Linked DNA regions of Homo sapiens: region 1 is linked to region 2. The links are chromatin contacts, found by Hi-C in ENCODE. All regions are on one chromosome and are shown on one strand. Each heading gives the region's core, a stretch centred on a gene start or an enhancer-like site at or near the end of the contact. The rest is flanking DNA. Distances are from core to core; before and after follow the strand shown.

Evidence for each region. A loop is a pair of places that touch in the nucleus more often than their neighbours do. Pooled maps may share reads with other maps.
Region 1: a loop to region 2 is called in a pooled map, with 4 times the contacts of the local background. The contact joins the promoter of NPY here to the enhancer-like site in region 2. A Hi-C loop is called at or near these places in 2 of 37 single-sample maps with no recorded cell type and 8 of 50 pooled maps.

Annotation. Positions count from the first base shown.
Region 1 is chr7:24,282,759-24,285,504 of GRCh38, reverse strand. NPY (neuropeptide Y) reads right to left here and starts at 1,315. Exons shown (of 4, transcript NM_000905.4): 1 at 1,230-1,315; 2 at 77-264. The coding sequence starts at 264. The region is part of intron 2 of LOC107986777 (a long non-coding RNA gene); the gene reads left to right.
Region 2 is chr7:23,543,626-23,546,325 of GRCh38, reverse strand. No RefSeq gene overlaps it. Among named protein-coding and RNA genes, the nearest start is that of TRA2A, 13 kb to the right of the region's middle. RefSeq lists an enhancer at 1,312-1,361. Within about 2 kb of position 1,310, at least 3 of the 41 ENCODE cell types and tissues checked have a DNase peak (open chromatin) inside an H3K27ac peak, as active enhancers do.

The sequences.
Region 1 (2,746 bases), core at 66-2,565, 740 kb before region 2:
CTTTCCCTAACATCCCCAGGATCTCCTGGTGTGCAGGCACTGGCGCTCCCGGAATCGGTCCCGCGGTCCCACCCACCTCTGCCTGGTGATGAGGTTGATGTAGTGTCGCAGCGCCGAGTAGTATCTGGCCATGTCCTCCGCTGGTGCGTCCTCGCCCGGGTTGTCCGGCTTGGAGGGGTACGCCTCGGCCAGCGCACCCAGGCACACGAGCAGGGACAGGGCGAGGGTCAGTCCGGACAGCCCCAGTCGCTTGTTACCTAGCATCTGCAGGCACAGAAGGCTCAACGGACGGGCTTGGGGATTCAGAGCACCCACGCGCAGCACCTCCCTCCTCTGCCCCCCGCGCTCCTCCTCCTGCTACCACACGCGACCCCCAATCCGCTCTCGTCCCAGTCCCGCAGAGAGAACCCAGGAGTGGCTAGCACCACCTTGCGGGCTCCGGGCGCCGTCCGGTCGGGACCTGCCCCTCTGCTCCACCTGAAAACTTCGCGCAACTTCGTTCGAAGTCTCAGGGACCAAGAAGCGCGCGGCGAGAGTGCAAGGTGGGGGCCCCGCCAGTTTAGCATTCAAAACCGAATTGGAAGTTCTTCCTGCTGGGTCACTTTTCTCCCTTCTTGCCCAAACTCTTGTCTGGGAAGAAAAGTTTCTTCTCTGTTACTTCTGGTCTGCCTAGCTTCAGGGGATCAACGCTGACAGCAGAGATCACCTCGGGGTGACGACTGCGGTGGGGAAGGGGAAAGAGAATTGCTCCCTGGGCCAGAATTGCTCCAAAGAGATTTGGAGCCCAAGAATCCAGGGAGGTGGCAGGGCGCGGGGCTCTAGAGCTCCAGGGATTCCTCACTCGATGGCGCTGCCGGGGAAACCTTCCTACCGCGCACCGCTTCCTGGGCCTCAAGGCGGCGACCCGCAGGGAGACCGCCAGCTGCCTTGGGATAGCGGTCCCGGGTTCTCCCTCCATATCTGCTAAAAGGTAACTCAGAAGAACCGCCCAGCGGGAAGGGCCCGGGAGAAGGGCCGTGGACAATCAGAGGGGAGCAGAGGAACAAGTGGAATTTAGCCGCCAAGAGGGCTGGTCCGCGTCGGGGCGCGGAGCCGGCATAGTCCGCTGGGGAGTGGAGCGCGATCATCCCAGGGCCCCAGGGCTCCACAGAGCGGGAGGCTGCGTCTCTAGCAAGTTCGCGGGCGCCCCGTTCGCTCCCACCCCTAGACAGACGGGTCGTAGCACTCACGGTGGCTGGCGCGCGGGCGTGGCTGGGCGGCAAGTACTATGCTGTCGGGCGAGCGTCTCCGAGGGGTGAGAGCCAGCGGATGGGGTGCAGAGAGCGGGTCGCGACAGGGCTTTTATGGAGCTTCCTCGCCGCGGCAGGAGGGGCCTCGGGCAGTCACGCTTGGGTGACTCCCACCCGCCACTTCCCGCCCCTGAGTGGCGGGGGGAGGGGGCTGGAACCGCAGCCGCACGAGTGTCGACTTAGGGAGCCACCCACACCCCAACCCTCCCGCCCCAGGCACTGCCTGAAGAAGCGGGGCCTGGGACCGCGTGAGCGAGGCAGCGCACTCCGAGCGCGCTGGACAACACCAAAGCCCAAGTATCTGCCCTCGGGCAGTGCCCGATCCCTGCTTTCCTTCTTTCCTTCTTTCCTTCACGCCCCGTCTAGTCCTGCCAGAGATAGGAGCAGCCCAGACGATTCTTGTCTCCTGCCAACAGGACTACCAACCCACTGGGTGCCGGAGTAGGAAGCACCTGAATCCTCTTTGTGGTGGGGCATCTCCACGACTAGCGCGGCATCCTCGCCGGGCACAACTGCGCGCTGTTGGAGTGAGGCAACTGGGCGCACAGATTTTTCCTGTACTTAGAACAAGTCGGAGGCAGCTGCCGGAAGTCTCCGGCTAGAGGGTCCCAAAGCTGCGCTCCCCACCCCACCCCCGCCCGTGGTTTCAGGGGCTTCTGCCCCTTCTCTCAGCTGGTTTTTCTAGATCAGCCTTCCTCAAGTACTCGCTCAGACGCAGCGAGCCAGGCTCGGTCGAGACATGAGTGTGGCGACTCAAAATTCCCCAGAGGGGGAACACGGTAAACCTATTCCCCCAGTTTGCTGAAAAAGAGCCACGCTTCCAGCTTCTAGAGACTCTTTTAAGCTCAATTTTAAAAATATATATTTTTTCTTTTTTGGTCCAAAGTGACGGTGGTTAAATGAACAACAGTTTCTGTCTTATTTACTAACCCTTGTATAGTCCTATGTACGTTCAATTAACGTTGAGAATGTGGGTTCTGATTAAGATGAAACATGTTAAAAACGATGAACATTAATTTGCTCATCGCGTTAAACCTGTTGAATGAATATGCAAGATACAGAAACTATTATTACAGGATCAAGATTTTATGCAGTGGACTGAGATCTGAAAGTTCCGTGAATGAATGCTCCTGTATCTTTCTAAATAAAATGGCATTTTATTTCTAAATGAAATATAAGTCTGAATCTTTCTAAATAAAAAGGCATGTTGGGAAATTAAAGCATTAAGTTCCATGTTATTTTAATGCTAAAAGGACAAGTGATTCTGTTAAACTGACACTTAGTTTTTGTGCTGTTCCAACAGCATTGAATTAAATATCAAAAACCGTGAAGCAAACAATCCTTTGCATGTATGTGTTTGTGTGTTTGTGGGATCAAACTATAATTTTGGAGACCAACATCCCTTTCACTTGGCAACTGCTTCTCTTTCTGTATTACACAAACATATGCTGAGGACA
Region 2 (2,700 bases), core at 61-2,560:
AGGCCAAGGCGGGCGGATCACCTGAGGTCAGGAGTTCCAGACCAGCCTGGCCAACATGGCGAAACTGCTTCTCTACTAAAAATACAAAAATTAGCCAGGCATGGTGGTGCAGGCCTATAGTCCCAGCCACTCAGGAGGCTGAGGTGGGAAGATCACTTGAATCTGGGAGGCAGAGGCTGCAATGAACTGAGATCATGCCACTGCACTCCAGCCTGGGCAACAGAGTGAGACTCTGTCTCAAAAACAAAACAAAACAAAACAAAAAAACAGTAATCCAGAGTTACACATATCAACATGAATGCATCTCATAACCTAAATGCTGTGGAGGGAAAGTTATATCAGAAAACATACTATAGTAAACCAGGTATATAAAATGTTTAAATGTGCAAAGCAACATTTTATATATGTGTACATATATACATACATATATATACATACACACACATACATAGATTGCTTAAGGTATATCCCATGAATACACAAGAGTTAAATGTTTAACAACTAGCTTTCTGAAAGAAAGAGGAAAAGAACACTAATTTGTAGATTTGTTGATTTTCATAGTATAAATACTATGCAGTTGATTGATGGATTGGTTGTCCTAATGACATCATCAGACATTATCACTCACTACCTAATGAGATCAAAAATTTGTTGAAATAAACCTACTATAGGGAGTGGGCTAAAATGATAGGATGTAGTGCTCAGAAAGTGGAATTCAGATGATGGCAATTATGGCAATGTAGGTGAGGAAGTGACTGTGGTGGAGAGTCGTACTCCCTGCAGGAGTGGAATACAAGGAACTGAGAGTCCAAGATGTTGGAAGGATCATCTGTGTGGATGATGAAGTCACCAAGGTTTAAGATGGTTTTAGTGTTGGAGAGAATGACAATGAAAGGAGTGAAAATCTGTAGATGACTGCAGTAAGGAGAGGTAGTGGGTGATAATGTCTGATGATGTAAAATTCAAAGTTAAGCTGGGCTTTTTTAAGGATTTGGGGAGGGAGAATTGTTTGCAAGCAGCAATAAGAAAGGAAAAAGACTCCCACTCCGCCTCCAAACCCAGTGGTATGAGAAAACACAGATGATCTGAGAGGGCTAAAGAGGAAGTAGTGCCTACAGAAAAGAGTCAGGGTTTCTCAATTTGGCCATTGCCATCTGGGTCTGATAATCCTTTGCTGTGAGGGGCCATCCTGTACATTGTCCTTGTAAGGTGTTTAACAGCATCCCTGGCCTCTACCCACTAGATGTCAGTAGCACCATCTCCAGTTGTGACAGCTAAAAATACCTCCAAACGTTGCCAAATGTCCTCTGGGGAGGTAGGAAAAATTGCTTCCAGGTGAGAATCTCTGAGCTACAGCAAGGTGAATGAACTATTTAAAGAGGAGATAGAGGACACCAGGGGGGTTTGCTGATGATTAACCACGAGTCTCAGTAAAGTGGAAAAGTTGAGAATAAATTAAGCAGAGAGGTCTTTTCTACACTCCCCAGATGGTATCATTTTGGCGACTGACAGACCAAAGTCAGTCCTACCAAGGTGTTTAAAGATACTGTGAATTTTCTCTCTGCTCTGCAAGGGTACCTCTGCTCCTGAAGTTGCTTTTTTTTTCTTTCCTTTTTTTAGATTCCACATATAAGTAGTGAGATCATGCAGTACTTTTCTTTATGTATCTGGCTTATTTCACTTAATATAGTGCCCTCTAGTTTCATCTGTGTTGTGGCAAATGGCAGGATCTCCTTTTCTATAGCTGAATAGTATTCCACTGTGTGTGTGTGTGTGTGTGTGTGTGTGTGTGTGTGTCTATCTCACAGTTTCAGTTTCTTTATCCATTCATCTATTGATGGACACCTAGGTGGTTTCCAAATCTTGGCTTTTTTTTTTTTTTGAGATGGAGTTTTTTATTGTCACTCAGGCTGGAGTGCAATGGCACTATCTCAGTTCACTGCAACCTCCACCTCCCAGGTTCAACCAATTCTCCTGCCTCAGCCTCCTGAGTAGCTGGGATTACAGGCGCCCACCACCACACCTGGCTGTTTTTTTTTTTTTTTTTTATATTTTTAATAGAGACAGGGTTTCACCATGTTGTCCAGGCTGGTCTCGAACTCCTGATCTCAGGTGATCCACCCGCCTTAACCTCCCAAAGTGCTGGAATTACAGGCGTGAGCCACCACACCGGGCCTGGCTATTGTTAATAGTACTGCAGTGAACATGGCAATGAACATGGGAATGCAGATATCTTTACTAGGTGGTGATTTCATTTCCTTTGGCTATGTATACCCAGCAAAGGGATTGCTGGGCTATCTGGTAATTCTATTTTTAATTTCTTTAGAAGTTTCCATACTGGCTGGGTGCAGTGGCTCATGCCTGTAATCCCAGCACTTTGGGAGGCCAAGGCAGGCGGATCACCTGAGGTCAGGAGGTCAAAACCAGTCTGGCCAACATGGTGAAATCCTGTCTCTACTAAAAAACACAAAAATTAGCAGGGCGTGGTGGCAGGTGCCTGTAATCCCAGCTACTCCGGAGGCTGAGGCAGGAGAATCGCTTGAACCCAGGAGGCGGAGGTTGCAGTGAGCTGAGAGTGCACCACTGCACTCCAGCCTGGGCAACTGAGTAAGACCCAAAAGGCCATGCATTGGAAGCTTCTGGATAGCGTGTGAAGGTTCCTGGAGGGTGGTGCACCTGGAGAGGGCATAGAAGCTTCTA